2 separate regions of the Homo sapiens genome follow, and region 1 is linked to region 2. The links are chromatin loops, found by intact Hi-C in ENCODE. Cell type or tissue: psoas muscle. All regions are shown on one strand. Each heading gives the region's core, and the rest is flanking DNA. Links, peaks and the distances in the headings are about the cores only. Region 1 overlaps DESI2 (desumoylating isopeptidase 2). Region 2 overlaps DRC8 (dynein regulatory complex subunit 8).

Evidence for each region. Hi-C counts contacts between places; a loop is a spot of excess contacts. Peaks named below come from ENCODE experiments on the same cell type or tissue, not always from the same donor. Only the 100,000 strongest peaks of a DNase experiment are listed, where the experiment ranks them.
Region 1: it touches region 2 in a loop (2.3-fold over the local background); 38 of 110 quality-filtered maps call a loop at or near these places.

The regions. Positions count from the first base shown.
Region 1 is chr1:244,661,450-244,670,203 of GRCh38, forward strand. All of the region lies in intron 1 of DESI2 (desumoylating isopeptidase 2), which reads left to right. Among named protein-coding and RNA genes, the nearest start is that of DESI2, 13 kb to the left of the region's middle. In psoas muscle, for the core only: no CTCF peak of the experiment used is centred there; no DNase peak of the experiment used is centred there; H3K4me3 peaks cover 757 bases; H3K27ac peaks cover 1,481 bases.
Region 2 is chr1:244,980,424-244,989,177 of GRCh38, forward strand. All of the region lies in intron 2 of DRC8 (dynein regulatory complex subunit 8), which reads left to right. Among named protein-coding and RNA genes, the nearest start is that of EFCAB2-AS1, 14 kb to the left of the region's middle. In psoas muscle, for the core only: no CTCF peak of the experiment used is centred there; no DNase peak of the experiment used is centred there.

The sequences.
Region 1 (8,754 bases), core at 238-8,237, 320 kb before region 2:
TGCACAATGTGCAGGTTTGTTACATATGTATACATGTGCCGTGTTGGTGTGCTGCACCCATTAACTCATCATTCACATTAGGTATATCTCCTAATGCTATCCCTCCCCGCTCCCCCCACCCCACCACAGGCCCCAGTGTGTGATGTTCCCCTTCCTGTGTCCAAGTGTTCTCCTTGTTCAATTCCCACCTATGAGTGAGAACATGCGGTGTTTGGTTTTTTGTCCTTGTGATAGTTTGCTGAGAATGATGGTTTCCAGCTTCATCCATGTCCCTACAAAGGACATGAACTCATCATTTTTTATGGCTGCATAGTATTCCATGATGTGTATGTGCCACATTTTCTTAATCCAGTCTATCATTGATGGACATTTGGGTTGGTTCCAAGTCTTTGCTATTGTGAATAGTGCCGCAGTAAACATACGTGTGCATGTGTCTTTATAGCAGCATGATTTATAATCCTTTGGGTACATACCCAGTAATGGGATGGCTGGGTCAAATGGTATTTCTAGTTCTAGATCCCTGAGGAATTGCCACACTGACTTCCACAATGGTTGAACTAGTTTACAGTCCCACAACAGTGTAAAAGTGTTCCTATTTCTCCACATCCTCTCCAGCACCTGTTGTTTCCTGACTTCTTAATGATCGCCATTCTAACTGGTGTGAGAAGGTATCTCATTGTGGTTTTGATTTGCATTTCTCTGATGGCCAGTGATGAGCATTTTTTCATGTGTCTTTTGGCTGCATAAATGTCTTCTTTTGAGAAGTGTCTGTTCATGTCCTTTGCCCACTTGTTGATGGGGTTGTTTGTTTTTTTCTAAATCAAGCTAATTTTCAGTGTCATTAGACACAGGTTACTTCCATCCTTTGGCTGTTATGAATAATGGTGTGTGAACATGGGTTTATAAAAATAAAAATGTCTATTCAAGTCCTGCTTTCGATTTTTTTGGATATATACCCAGAAGTCCATAGATTTTTTTAATTGGGCTTGCACTAAACTTATAAATTAACTTGGGAAGAACTGACATCTTTTCTATCATATTCTTCCCTCCACCCCCATTGATGAAAACAGGATGTTTTTTGTTTTTTGAAATTTTTATCCAGAAAATAGTTAAATAATGCCAAACTCATCTATCTAAACTGTCTATTAAACAGAATAAAGCTAATAAAATATATATGAGATAGTAAGTGGTAATTAGTGCTAAAGAGGAAAGTAAAGCAAAGAAGGGGAGGGACAGTGTAAGTCAGGATGGTATAGTTACCGGTTACTGCAGTTTCAAAGAGAGTGGTCAAGAAAGGCCTCACTAAGAAGGCATTCCTGAAAGGTGAAGTATACCATGTAGAAAGGAGAAAGTGTTCCAGACAGAGGGTAAGCAAACATCAAGGCTGTAAATCGGGCCACATGCTACCTGTTAAGTAAATGTACAGCAAGAAACAAGAGAAGTTTTTAAGGAATTGTTGATTTAAGTTCTCAGGTAGATTCAGTAGGATCATTGAAAATAGAACAAGCAGTACCACCAGAAAGGGAAAAATCTGGGATTAGGATAGATTCCACAAAAATGAAAAGCACCATTTCCTAATTTTTAACTAGAAAGGGAGTTAGATTGGGAACTAAAGAGAAAACAACAAGATTTAGAAAGTCAGAAATTCAAGTAGAAGGGTCAAAAGGATCAAGTGATAGGCAAAACTTTTTAAAAGTTAGGACCATTCAACCAAAGCCTGGTTTAACTTGCAGTTTTTTTTTTTCCTTTTTTTTGACATGGAGTCTCGCTCTGTCGCCCAGGCTGGCATCCGTCTCGGCTCAGTGCAAGCTCCGCCTCCTGGGTTCACGCCATTCTTCTGCCTCAGTCTTCTGAGTAGCTGGGACTACAGGCGCCTGCCACCACGCCCGGCTAATTTTTTGTATTTTTAGTAGAGACGGGGTTTCACCATGTTAGCCAGGATGGTCTCGATCTCCTGACCTCGTGATCCGCCCACCTCAGCCTCCCAAAGTGCTGGGATTACAGGCGTGAGCCACCGCACCTGGCTGCAAATTTTAAGAATAAAGTAAAAAATCCTACAAATACACAAAGGCAAAAAAGTTACACGGGAACAAAATCAGGCTAATTTCAGACTTCTCTTTGCTTATACCAAAGGCTGAATAATAAAGTAGAGCATTATCTACAGAGTATTAAAAGGGAAAAGATTTATGTCTGAATACTATAGCTTCTCCAGTTGTCATTCATGTACAAAAGGACATAGACAATATGTAGATACCTTTCTGGGGGTTAAAAAATTATTCAAGAACTTGGCCGGGCACGGTGGCTCACGCCTGTAATCCCAGCACTTTGGGAGGCCAAGGTGGACGGATCATGAGGTCAGGAGATCGAGACCATCCTGGCTAACACGGTGAAACCCCATCTCTGCTAAAAATACAAAAAATTAGCCAGGCGTGGTGGCGGGCGCCTGTAGTCCCAGCTGCTCGGGAGGCTGAGGCAGGAGAATGGCGTGAACCTGGGAGGCGGAGGTTGCAGTGAGCCGAGATTGCGCCACTGCACGCCAGCCTGGGCGACAGAGTGAGACTCCGTCTCAGGAAAAAAAAAAAAAAAAAAAAAAAATTATTTAAGAACTTAACAATGGGGTGGTTACACTAAAAGGAAAGGCCATGGCCATCAATACTCATTTAACATAGCTAAATCTTATAACTGTGGTTAAAAACAGGGCCAGTGTCCAGAATTACTCTTTGAAGAGAACAAGCATGATGATTTTTAAAAATTAAGTTTTCAGGTTATGTTGAACAAACCTTGGGTGAGAGAGAAGAGGTAAAAGCTTGTAGCAGCCCTATATAGAAGGACGTGTGTTGTAAATATACTTAATTCTTGTTTTGGAAGATTATATTTGAGTGTATGTGTTAATTTTTTTCATTAAGATGTATTATTGGGAGAAAATCAAACCTACAGGGAAAAGAGCAACGAAGACGTAATCCATATGGTGTAATAGAAAAAACAGAGAAAAGTTCAATATGAAATGAAGTCAAGGCCAGGCACTGTGGCTCAGGCCTGTAATCCCAGCACTTTGAGAGGCTGAGGTGGGTGGTAGTGGGACCTTATCTCTACAAAAAATAAATAAATTAGCCAGGCCCATGCCTGTGATTCCAGCTACTTAAGGGACTGAGATGGGAGGATTGCCTCAGCCCAGAAGGTCGAGGCTGCAGTAAGCCATGATTGTGCCACTGCACTCAGTCTGGGCAACAGAGCAAGACCCTGTCTCAAAAATAAATACAAATAGGACCAAGCATATAAGTTATGAAATGACAGTAAATAAATTAAAATCCCCTATTAAGCTTGGTAAGTGTATTTATAAGTGTCCTTTGCCTTACAGAAATTTTGTTCTATGTGGTCAAAACTGTTGGTCTTTTATAACCTTTCATCTTCCAGTCCTTCCCTAGATTTTTCCTTGCAAAAAATGATAGAAATAATCTACATGTTTGTTCCCAAGTGGAATGCCAGTTATCCCAATGCTGTTTATTGAATAATCCATGCTTCCCCATGTTAATTTGTGGCACATACTATGTTTATGTTGTACTAAATTATCATGGATATTTAGGTCTGTTTGAAGACTGTCTGTGCTATTCATTTCTGCCTCTTCCTGCACCATTATTAGATGTTGAATTATACTAGTCTCTTCCAGCAAGTTTTGATATCAGTTTTGATATTGAATCTTCCGATATTAATACCTGATTTTTTTTTTTTAGTGTTTTCAGTATGCCACTATACTAAGCCATTTCCTTATATTATTATCCCTTTTTAAGTTGATGAAACTGAGGCCTAGTTGAAAAGCAAGCTCAGAGTCACGCCATAGTGGTAGAGCACAGTCTTGAACAAGAGCTCTTAACACTAAAATCTGCGCTCCTAACTGTCATGCTGTATTTCTTTTTCCTCATCTCATCCCCTCCATAACCCAGAAATATGCTGATTCTCTTTTTGTTTGTCCTCATCTTACACCCCTCCCTGAACTAACTTCTGCACTCTGTGGCACTCATGGATATACAGTGATCTAAAAACTGCCCTGCCTCCTAAATCTTTTCTGTGACTATTTCTGTCATAGTTAATGCTATGTGTCGACTTGAGTAGACCATGGTACCCAGTTTTAGTCAGACACCAGTCTAGATGTTGCTGCTAAGGTGCTTTTTAGATGTAACAATTTTATAGATTTTGAGTAAAGAAATTACCCTTCAAAATATGGATGGGCTTCATCCAGTCAGTTGAAGGCCTTAAAAGAAAAACTAAGTTCCCCAAGGAAGAACGAATTTTGGCTCCAGACAAGCTGCAACATCACCTCTTCCCTGAATCTGCATCCTGCAGACCTACTCTGAAGATTTCAGATCTATCAAGCCCCACAGTTGTGTGAGCCAGTTCCTTAAAATAATCACTTCTTTGCTCCCCTCTTCATCTGGGCTATTCTGCAGTCTACTGTTACAGTCACTCCCTCTGTCATACTTGTCTCCGTAGTTAAAATCAGCTCACCATCTACACCGCGGCAGCTGAATAGGGCTAGAGAAAAACAACCATAGTGACAGATCTCACTTTACAATTGTGACCACAAACCCCAAGAGGGCCCTAAATACTGTCTAGCAGTGCTTCCTTATTTCTCTGGTCAGTTGACATTCCCACTCTCCGAGACAACTACAATATGTCATACTTTCTCCCCATTCCCTACTCTCAGCTTATTTTCAGAGATTACCTCACAGCTTATTTCACTGAAGAGAAAAGAAAAGGCAGTTTTCTCATCCTTCCACCACCACTGTTTTACCATATGTAGTCTGCGTTCTCTCTGATCATATGGAATGAATTGTCCATGTCTCTATCTGAGATGAAACCTTCCGCTGTGTACTAGAACCCATCCTCTCTCCTATCTATACAAGGACTTCTCTTTCAGAATTGTCACCACTCTTTTCTGCCTCATCAGTTTTTTTTTACTTTCTACTCTATCACTCCAATCAGTGAATGAATATGCTATATTTTATAGTCCCCATTCATTCAAACTGAGGAGAATTAGTGATATACTTTAATATTTATCTCTATTAACCATCAACCATATTGTATCGTGTTCTCAAGCTGAAGGTTTGTCTTTTTAAATGAACTTCTTTAGAAATATATTACTTTTAAGCCTAACAAATAAGTGAACAAGAACTGTTTTAATCAGTCTCATTCATTCTGACCTGTTGCTCTTTTATCTGTGGGTATCAAACAATAATACAGCAATAAGGATTTTTTAAGTTTCCCACTCTGTAGTGACCCTGAGGGCAGACGCAGTGTCTATATTAGTTCCTTTTTAAAGACATAACTGAAACTGGGAACAAAAAGAGGTTTAATTGGACTTACAGTTCCATGTGGCTCGGGAGGCCTCAGAATCATGGCGGGTGGCAAAAGGCACTTGTTACGTGGTGGCAGCAAGAGAAAAATGAGGAAGAAGCAGAAGTGGAAATGCCTGATAAACCCATCAGATCTCGTGATTCTTATTCACTATCACGAGAATAGCATGGTAAAGACTGGCCCCCATGATTCAATTACCTCCCCCTGGGTCCCTCCCACAATACATGGGAATTCTGGGAGATACAATACAAGTTGAGATTTGGCTGGGGACATAGCCAAACCATATCATTCCACCCCTGGTCCCTCCAAATCTCATGTCCTCACATTTCAAAACCAATCATACCTTCTTAGCAGTCCCCTAAAGTCTTAACTCATTTCAGCATTAACCCAAAAGTCCACAGTCCAAAGTCTCATCTGAGACAAGGCAAGTCCCTTCCTATGAGCCTGTAAAATCAAAAGCAAGCTAGCTACTTCCTAGATATAATGGGGATACAGGTATTGGATAAATACAGCCATTCCAAATGGGAGAAATTGGCCAAAACAGAGGGGTTAAAGGGCCCATGCAAGTCCAAAATCCAGTGGGGCAGTCAAATTTTACAGCTGCAAAATGTTCTCCTTTGACTCCGGGTCTCACATCCAGGTCACGCTGATGAAAGAGGTGGGTTAAAATGACTCACATGATCCTTACAATGATATTGTATGCTAGGTATTATTACTATTCCCATTTTAGAGAGGCACAGATAAGTTAACTAACTTTCCCAAGGCCACACAGCTAAAAAGGGGGTAGGATACAAATCCATGCATCCTGATTCCAGGTTGTACCACAAACTGCATTACACTGCCTCTTGCTATAACAGAAGCAGGCTTGACCAAGGAGGAAAAGGTCAAATACAGCCTCTTGCTGCCCCCTCCTCAGTCCTAACTTTTCTTCAGTCCTGACTCTTACTCTGAACTAGTGCAATGGTTTAGGGCTCTCACCTGTCACCTGACAGGCTAGGGAGATCCATTAGGATAGCAGAGAGAAGCAGGCCTCCAGAGGTGACCAGCCAGTGAGAGGGCTGAAAGACACAAGCCATTGCTGGTGCTGAAGCGTAGTCACTCATTGTGTGATCTTGGTTAAATTACTTGGCTGAACATCCCTGACATAATTTACGTATTTTACATGGACTATTTCATTATGAAAGAAAAAGCTGACAGTACATTTTAGAGTGACATCCACAAAATGAGGTATTGACTATATGTATACATTTGTTGTTTTAACACTTATCAAATTGTGATTATTTACATACTTAAGAGTTCCTTATGGACAAGGATTGTGAATTAATCATCTTTGTATCCCCACTGTCTAGCAAAGTTCTGGACACAGCAGAAGAGGTATACCTATGTTTTGTTCAATCAAAGTTGCTTTGTTTATAGATCTGCTGGTATGCTGTCTTTTTAAAATGAGATTTAAACTGACATACAATTTAGGGGGGTCTTTCTAGAATAGTGTTTCTCAATTTTTATCTTGGATTCAATGCATTAGTACCAACAAGACCTCATAAGGTAGTTTAACAGTGTAAACTTACATCAAAGACAGTAATTAGCCCACGATCTCCACTAGTCACAACTGATATGGGGCTTTTTAAAAACTCAAAAATTGAAATGTCTTCTTTTCCCTGAGCACCCTTTTTTGAGAAATAAGTCAAACACTTGCTTCAATTCACTCAACCTCTAACATGAACACTGATTCTAGTTTTTGAGGAGAAATGGTTATTCTTATACTTATCCAGATTATTTAATACTATCTTTTATGGAAGTCAGGCCCAGGCCCTAAGTGGTTATATTAAGTGTTTTAAGTTACAGAAAAAAGAGATGGCATTTGTCAATGTTACTTTCAAGCAGGAAGCATAAAATTTTATTAAACTGATGAGGGGCAAATCATTGACAAAAATGAAGTTTAATGAACGTTCTCTATCTGAAGAATAACATGACAGTAATATAGCACAATCAATTCGTTTCTGTAAACAATACTTTAAAATAATGAATGAAAATATTTAGGCCAGTTTTTTCCATTGAGGCAAGATTGAGCCCAAAAGTAACTGTACTTATTTTTGTAGTTATTGCCTTCCCCCATATTTTAAGAGGATAATTTTTCTGCAATTTTTTTCTCTTCCCTTTTATCATATTAATACTTTAGAATGCTTCTTAAAAATATTTTGAAAGGCCCTTTTTTGTGAGACAGGGTCTTACTTTGACACCCAGTCTAGAGTGCAGTGGCATAGTCATGGCTCACTGCAGGCTTTGACCTCCCAACCTCCAACAAACCTCCCACGTCAGCCCCCTGAGTAGCTGGGACTATGCACCGCCACACCCGGCTAATTGTTTAATTTTTTTGTAGAGATAGGGTCTCACTATGTGGCCCAGGCTGGTCTTGAACTCCTGGGCTTAAGTGATTGTCCCACCTTGGCCTCCCAAAGTGCTGGGATTACAGGCATGAGCCACCGTGCCTGGCCAGAAAACCTGTTTTTATTAAACTTGTACATTTTACTTTCTTCTTTTCAGAATCTTAATAAGAAAACCTTTTTATTCTTGCTTAAAAAAAGAAACTAGACTGGCCAGTTGCTCTGGCTCACACCTGTAATCTCAGCACTTTGGGAGGCCGAGGTGGGCGGATCACCTGAGGTCAGGAGTTCGAGACTAGCCTGACCAATATGGAGAAACCCCATCACTACTAAAAATACAAAATTAGCTGGGCGTGGTGGCATATGCCTGTAATCCTAGCTATTTGGGAGGCTGAGGCAGGAGAATTGCCTGAACCCGGGAGGCAGAGGTTGCGGTGAGCCAAGATCGCACCATTACACTCCAGTCTGGACAACAGGAGCGAAACTCCATCTCAAAAAAAGAAAAAAAGAAACTAGACTTCAGTGACACTGGATGGTGTCAGAGGAGGTAAGTGTGTATTAGTATTAGTGGTCATTCCTTGGCCACCTTCTGTGTAATTACTATCTCCATGGACTTAAGCAAGTACAGGGCTGTAAGGTCCTAGCACCAAAGTAAGATGTGGTTCTCCAGCCCTCTGCTCATGTACTTCACTAATATATAGGCATCCTTTAAAACTACTGTCTTACTTGAAGAAGCCTTTCACTGAGACCTATACTTCTCAAGAATATAAATAATTCTTTTTTTTTTTTGATAGGGAGTTTCGCTCTTGTTCCTAGGCTGGAGTGCGATGGCACAATCTTGGCTCACTGCAACCTCTGCCTCCTGGGTTCAAGTGATTCTCCTGTCCCAGCCTCCGGAATAGCTGGGATTACAGGCACATGCCACCACACCCAGCTAATTTTTGTATTTTTAGTAGAGATGGGGTTTCATCATATTGGTCAGGCTGGTCTTGAACTCCTGACCGCAAGTGATCCACCT
Region 2 (8,754 bases), core at 516-8,515:
AGAAAAATCACTTGGGCAAGTGTGCTCAGTGGATTAGATGGACTCCAGGTTTGGGACTCCAGGTTTGTCCCAGTATAGTAGTCCAGAAAGATAAAACCCTGAACCAAAGTAATGGAAGTCAGGAATGAAACAAGGAGATAGGCTAGAGGAAATGGATAGATTTTGTAATAGGACAGATATGAATATTGAGTCAGGTCAGGGACACGGTTTCTGATTGGGTAACAAAGAATAAAGAGGAATAGTAGAGTTATGTAAATAATAGTTCTAGTCTTGCACATGTTGAGTTTGGGTGCCTGTGAGGCATTCAGGTTGAGATATAACATAGGCAGCACTGTGTGCTTGGTACCTAAATATCTGTTGAATGAAAAATGAGAATGATGTGTGTTGGATCGCTTGAATGTATTCCTCTGTAAGTGGTTGTAGTCTTGGGAATGGTTGAGAATGTCCAGAAAAAATGGATACAATTTTGTTGACTGAGGCCGGGCGTGGTGGTTCACGCCTGTAATCCCAGCACCTTGGGAGGCCCAGGCGGGTGGATTACCTGAGGTAGGCAGTTCGAGACCAGCCTGACCAACATGGCAAAACCCCCTCTCTACCCAAAACACAAAAATTAGCCAGGTGTGGTGGCAGGCGTCTGTAATCCCAGCTACTTGAGAGGCTGAGGCAGGAGAATCGCTTGAACCTGGGGAGGCAGAGGTTGCAGTGAGCCGAGATCACGCCATTGCACTCCAGCCTGGATGACAGAGTGAGACTCTCTGTCCCCACCCCACCACCCCACCGCCAAAAAAAAATGTTGACTGAAAGGAGAAGTGACTAGGATCAGAACTCTGGGTAAAAATCAGTAATTGAACAGAGAAAAATAACTTGTGAATAAGATTGAAAGCACAATTGCAAAATCATGGGAAAATGAGCAAATAGTGTCACAAAAGCCAAGTAGGAAGAATTTCATGAAGGAAGCACTTAAAAATGTTGGGAAAAACTCCCCAATGGTTAACATTTATAGAGCACTTACTCTGAAGTAGGCACTGGGCTGAATGTTTTACGTGTATTATGTCCTTTAATCCTTACAATAAATCTATGTGGTAGGTGCCTCTGTTACCCGCTTTCCACAAGTAAGGAAATGGAGGCTTAGATAGGTAAAGCAGCCTTCCAGTTTCAGCTCAAAAGGTAAGCGCTTGGAAGTCATCACTCCGGTTGCTCCTGGAGCCATAAACTGCAAGAAATATTTGTTAATTTTGACAAATTGGTGGAGGCTGCGTGTGGACTGTCATGAGAGTGAGAAACTCCTGGAGGCCTGCAGTCTTAGGCGGTCCCTCACACTTCCTCCGGTTTTACTCCTAGGAACCCCACGGGGTTATTCTGGTGAAGAGCCAAGCAAGGTTGGTTTAACAGGGGAAGGGGAAAGCAACGCTTTTGAAATATGCTAGTGCATTCTTCATAAAAAGGCCAATTTCAGTGGCCGCTAGTCTGGTCTTATCTCAACGGATGGAAAAAGCTGAAAAACACTTGTGAAGGTCACAGCCCATTGACACAGGTCCACTAAAAGACTGAGATTTCATCGTAAGTTGATAGAATTCTCCTCACCCATCCCTCACCACCACATCAACAGGAATACAACTCAGACCAACTGACAGCGGCTTGCAGCTGGAAGACCTACAAGGTGGAGACTCTATTTAAGGACAAGTTCTTAGGGAAGCCTGAAGAGGAATCTGGCACCTACAGCTACAGCAAACATTAAACACAGCCCTACTCCTAGCCAGATTGGGGTAAAGCCTCACACTAGTAGCTGATTACTATCATGTCTGGCTTCCAACAAAAAATGACAAGACATGCTAATAGGCAAGAAAAACAGCCCGAAGAGACAAAGCAAGCATCAGAACCAGACTTAGATATATGATAATGGGTGTTTTGTAATTATCAAGGAATTTAAAGAACTGTGATTAATATGTTAAAGGTTCAGGCCGGGCTTGGTGACGCATGCCTGTAATCCCAGCACTTTGGGAGGCCAAGGAGGGTGGGTCACTTGAGGTTAGGAGTGTGAGACCAGCCTAGCCAACATGGCAAAACCCCATCTCTACAAAAAGACAAAAATTAGCCAGGCGTGGTGGCGTGTGCCTGTAGTCCCAGCTACTTGTGAGGCTGAGGCAGGAGAATCACTCGGACCCTGGAGTCCATAGACTCAATGTGGCTGAGGAAAGAATCATTGAGCTTGAAGGTATGTCACTAGAAACTTTCCAAACTGAATTGCAAAGAGAGAAAAGAATGAAAAAACAACACCCAAGAACCATGGGATAATTTAAAAGGTGTGAAATAACATGTAATTGAATGCCAGAAGGAAAAGAAAGAATAGAGCAGAAGAAATATTTGAAAAAATGGGCTGAGCGGGCCCAGCACTTTGGGAGGCTGAGGCGGGTGGATCACCTGAGGTCAGGAGATCGAGACCAGCCTGGCCAACATGGTGAAACCCTGTCTGTACTAAAAATAAAAATACAAAAAATTAGCCAGGTGTGGTGGTGGGTGCCTGTAATCTTAGCTACTTGGGAGCCTGAGGCAGAAGAATTTCTTGAATCCAGGAGGCAGAGGTTGCAATGAGCTGATATCGCGCCATTGCAAGAGGGTGAGACTCCAATCTCCTAGGGAAAAAAAAAGAAGAAAATCATCTGGAAAGCTTGTTAAAACATAGATTGTTGGGTCTCACCCTCAGTAATCTGGAGTGAGGGGGTCTGGAAATTTGCATTTCTAACAAGTTACCACAGGATGAGCATGCTGTTAAGAAACATTGATCTAAAATTTAAAGTGAATTTTGCCATTTCAGTGTATTTCCTTCTAGGTTTTGTCTAGGCAGATTTGTATTTTGTTTTGTTTTACAAACTTGAGATGATATTGAATATGGTTTTATGTCCAGCTTTTTTCACTTACTATTAGAAACATTTTTTCATGTCACAAGTATTTCTTAAAGACATATAAAGGAGTTGCATTCATTATATTAGGTTGGTGCAAAAGTAATTGTGGTTTTTGCTATTAAAAGTAATCGGGCCTGGCGTGGTAGCTCACACCTGTAATTCCAGCACTTTGGGAGGCTGAGGTGGGCGGACCACTTGAGGTCAGGAGTTTGAGACCAGCCTGGCCATCATGGTGAAACCCTGTCTCTACTAAAAATACAAAAATTAGCCAGTTGTGGTGGCGCATGCTTGTAATCCCAGCTACTCGGGAGGCCGAGGCAGGAGAATCACTTGTACTCAGGAGGCGGAGGTTGCAGTGAGCCAAGGTCATGCCATTGTACTCCAGCCTGGGCAGTAGAGCAAGACTCTGTCTCAAAAAAAAAAAAAAAAAAAAGTAACCGGAAATACCGCAATTACTTTTGCACCAACTTAACCTAACATTAATACTTATGGTCACTATGATTTACTTAAGGTTTGTCTAACTGTTAGATATTTAAATTGTTTAAAAATGTTCTGTTGTAAATGTTCTTATACAAGGATTTTTTTTTTGACCCAGCTTTGATCCTCATCCTCTACCCACTTTGGAAAAATTTCTTTTTTTTCTGGAGAGACAGGGTTTCTCTCTGTCATCCAGGCTGGAGTGCAGTGGCCCAATCTTAGCTCACTGCAGCCTCAAACTCCTGTGCTCAAGCGGTCCTCCCACCTCAGACTCCTGAGTAGCTGGGACTACAGGTGTATGCCACCGTACCTGGCTAATTTTTTTGGGGGGGGGGAATAATTTTGTTGAATCCCATCTCTGGTGGGTCTTCCTAGTTACAGAGGATAACCCAATTTCCCAATTCTGTGAGTACCTTGTGATCCTTTTGTATTAATTACATTATTTCTCTCCAATTTTAAAGAAATCAATCATAGACCCACATATTGCCATTCAGAGCTTATGATCAGGATAAAATACAGATTTGCTTATTGTCTCTCTATCCTGTTACAGTGGAAATGATAGGAAACTAGATATTTTGTTTCTTTTGTTACTAAATCCCTGGATTTAGAAAATGTGTAGGATATAGTAATCACTGTAAATATTTGTTGCAAGAATGCAGGAACCAGGAGTAGCACATTGATGGCACCTTGCATCTTCTTATTAAGAGTAAATGTATTTTTCTGTGAATCCTTTTAAAATACTGAAAATAGGCTATGTGTGGTGGCTCACACCTGTAATCCCAGCACTTTGGGAAATTGAGGCAGGTGGATCACCTGAGGTCAGGAGTTCGAGACCAGCCTGGCCAACACAGAGAAACCCTGTCTCTACTAAAAGTATAAAAATGAGCCAGGTGTGGTGGCACACGCCTGTAGTCCCAGCTACTCGGGAGGCTGAGGCAGGAGAATCGCTTGAACCTGGGAGGTGGAGGTTGCGGTGAGCCGAGATCATGCCACTACACTCCAGCCTGGGCGACAGAGCAAGACTCTGTCAAAAAACACCCCCCCTTCAAAAAAAAAAAAAAACTCCCTCAATTTCCTGACACATACGTGTTTATCTGTACTTACTGGCTCCTTACAAAAACCTCTTACCTGGTTTACTTGTTTTCATTTATTATGCTGTAAATCTGGTTATTGGTTAATGAATTCTCTACCTAAAATCCTTAATGTCTTCCCATTACCCTTAGGATAGTCTGAATTCTAACAAAACAGACAAGGATGTCTTCTGTCTCCAGGGTTTTTTTTTTTTTTTTTTTTTTCTGATTACATGTGTGGTATCACCATTCACGCATTCTACACTTCATTATACGCTTCATCATAGAGAGCAATTTCTTTGTTGTTCCTGTAATGAAAGTGCTAGCCTGCGCACATATTGTTTCCTTATCCCAGACTTCATTTAGTAAATAGCATTGCTTAGTGGTTAAGAACATGAAGTCTGTAGTTAATCCTTATGGGCTCAAATTCTGGCTTTGCCACTTTAGAGCTGGATAACTTTAGGCAAGGTACTTAGGTGTTCTAATTTCTTCACATGTCAAATGAGGAGCATAGCAGAGCCTGTCCCATGTGGTGGTAAAGGATGTTGTGGAGAACTTCACATGCCGTAAGAGCTCTAGAAATGTTATGAGTCCTTACTTACCGTGTTAGGCCTGGTGCTAGATGTTGGGGAATAAAACAGATTTGGGCCCTGTCCTCTTAGATATTGCTGTAGAGGAGAGAACCATTAAAGAGTTACATAATTATTGGGCCAGGTGTGGTGGCACACACCTGTAATCCCAATACTTTGGGAGGCCAAGGTGGGCAGATCACTCGAGGCCAGGAGTTCAAGACCAGCCTGGCTAATGTGGTGAAACCCCCGTCTCTACTAAAATACAAAAATTAGCCAGGCATGGTGGCACACACCTGTAATCTGAGCTACTTGGGAGGCGGAGGCATGAGAATTGCTTGAACCCGGGAGGCAGAGGTTGCAGTGAGCCGAGATCGTGCCACTGAACTCCAGCCTGGGCAACAGAGGGAGACTCCATCTCAAAAAAAAAAAAAATACATAATTGTTATAAGCAGTTCAAAAAAGTTCAGGGTTCCACAAAAGGGACATCTGATTTAAATTTTTCTTTTTTCTTTCTTTTATTTTTTTTTCAGACAGAGTTTCACTCTTGTTGCCCAGGCTGAAGTACAGTGGCATGATCTCAGCTCACCACAACCTCCACCTCCCAGGTTCAAGTGATTCTTATGCCTCAGCCTCCCGAGTAGCTGGGATTACAGGCGTGTGCCACCATGCCTGGCTAATTTTATATTTTTAGTAGAGACGGGGTTTCTCCATGTTGGTCAGGCTGGTCTTGAACTCCTGACCTCAGGTGACCCGCCCACCTCGGCCTCCCAAAGTGCTGGGATTACAGGCATGAGCCACCATGCCTGGTCTGATTTAAATTTTTCTTACTTCAGTGGCTTTGAATGTGACATTTCCTCTACCAAAAACTACTACTAGTAACAGATGGAACTGCGAATTTACAAGCCTGAAGTAAGAAAGGAGCATAGCTTATTAGAGGAGTTGCACGAGGCTCCATTGTGGCTGGAATGGAGACATGAAGGTGGGAAGAATGGTGTGAAATGAAGTTTGAAAGTAGGCAGAGGCCAGGTCTTTGTGAAGACCAGGTCAGGGAGGCTGACTTCTATACAAGAGCAAGAGGGAGCCATTGGAGCTTTTTAAACAGGGAAATGATACAATTCATTATGTTTTTAAGAGGTCACTTGGCCAGATGTGATGGCACGAGCCTGGAGTCCCAGCTACTTGGGAGGCTGAGGTGGGAGGATTGCTTGAGCCTAGAAGTTCGAGGATGCAGTGAGCTATGATCACACCTGTGAATAGCCACTGCACTCCAGCCTGGGTAACATAGTGAGACCCTGTCTCAAAAAAAAAAAAAAAAAAGATCACTTGCTTGCACTGTGGAAGGGTGGAGCACGGCAAGAGCAGATAATGATGGTGGTGTCTTGGATTAGACAGCAGCGGAGGAAATGGCAGAGAAGGTTTGAGAGTCAAGAGAGTCTAAACGTTTTTGTGACTGGATGTGGGGACTGGAGGAGACAGGGATGAATGAACACCTTTCAGTCCAACTTCTGACTCTTGCTTCTCATCTTTATCTAAGGTCCATCCTCAAGTCTGAGGTGGGTGCCACTCTTGTGCCTCCGTAGGGCTGTCTGTGTATGTCACTAAGTTTTAGCACTGATCTGTTGTGATTTACTATAGCTGGTCTGTTTTCCTTTTAAGTTAGAATGTATTTATAGTAGATGGTAGCTGATCAACAAACATTTCATAAATGAAAGCACAGATTAACATAAAAGTAGATGATGATTGAGTACAGTATTTCTTTCTTTTTTTTTTTTTGAGATGGAGTCTTGCTCTGTCGCTCTGGCTGGAGTGCAATGGCGCGTTCTCAGCTCACTACAACCTCCACCTCCCGGGTTCAAGCAATTCTCATTCCTCCGCCTTCCGAGTAGCTGAGATTACAGGCGTGCATCACCACACCTGGCTAATTTTTTTTTGTATTTTTAGTAGACATGGGGTTTCACCATGTTGGCCAGGCTGGTTTCGAACTCCTGACCTCAAGTGATCCGCCCACCTCAGCCTGCCAAAGTGCTGGGATTACAGGTGTGAGCCACAGCTACGGTATTTCATTTTAAGCCTAGTGTTTTGGTGGTATATTGTCTTTGGATCAAGTTGTTTATGAAAAAAGAATTCTCAAAGAACTATTCCTACCACCTCTCTCCCCTGACCCCCCCAGCCAAAGGCCAAGAATTGGATTCTTGATTTTTTTTTTTTTGACAGCATATGTCTGGAATATGTATTGGTATTAATTGGGTCAAATAGAACAATAACATTATCTGTACTTTCAGTTAATTAACCTTGAGGGCATTTCTTTACCTTCTTTTTTGTATGCTTTAAACAGTTCCCATGGTAAGTATTCCTCTTGGGGCTTATTATTTTATCTTAATTTCTGTAGGTGGGATTTTGAGTATCTAATTAGATATTTAAATATGTAAACAGACATCTCCATGTTAGAAAAAACTCAGCTGCACTATTTGTTTAAAAAACTTCTCTTATATCCTTAGGTGATTTGACTTGTGTTTTGTTATGACTGCTCCTTTGTATTTATTATCATTAATTTGTTCTTTCGAAATTAAGTTTAACTTTTTTTGTTGTTTTTCTCCTATGGTTTAGATTTTAACTTAGTGCAATATGTAGTTTTTTAGTCTTTGCAGCATTTCCATTGATGGAAAACAAATACAGTGTGAAATTGTTGGCTTTCATATACCCAATATGGAATTAAAGTGAAAAGGGAACTATTTAATTTATTATTTTTTTAAATGAGATCGGGTCCCACTATGTTGCCTAGGCTGGCCTTGAACTCTTGGGCTCAAGCGATCCTCCCGCCTTAGCCTCCTGGGTAGCTAGAGAATTATTATATAATGGTATAACTTGCCTCAACTGGGATTTTTATCAATTAAGTGGCATTTTGTTATTATATTGACATACTAATTTAGTTATATTTATTTTATAATAAGCAACACTGCTGTTTATATTTTGTGGCCTATTAGAGTAGGAACAACTAAAAATAAGGTAAATAATATATTTTTAAAGGAGCATGAAATAAAAAATTTTATTTAATATTTAGGAAAGATGATATGCGTATCCAACCCATTGCAAAAATTATAGTAATTGCTAGTTCCAAAATATTGTTAGTGAAATGTCATCAGATTCCTATAAGGCTTATATCTTCATGAAAAGTAATGCTAATAACACTGAGTGTGACATTAGACCTTTGCCTGTTTTCTCTCTTTCCATATATGCTTCCTGTGAATGACTAATAGAAAACTTATTTTCTCTCAACCAAATCTGTGTAACTTACTTTCCTGAGATACTAGGCAACTTCCCTACGTTACAAAAAATTAGTAATGATAATGGGTAACTTTGATTGAATATTCCTATAGTTCAGGTGGTAACCCTCAAAACAACCTTGTCAGCTAGATACTCGATATTGTGCTTTTCACAGATGAGAAAAACTGAATATTTGAGCAGTTATTTATCCTAAAGATTACAGAGCTATGTACGTATGAATATGTAAGAATATGATCTTTAAACCAGGTGGTCTGGTTCTAGAGTCTGTGATCTTAACCATGACACTGTATTGCAACCTAGAAATGGTGGCAAAATTTGTTCAAAGTACAATGTTAATAAAGTAATTTTGATTTATTTAGTTATTATTTATTTATTTTTTGTAGAGACAAGGACCCACTTTGTTGTCCAGGCTGGTCTTGAATTCCTGGGCACAAGCGATTCTCCCAC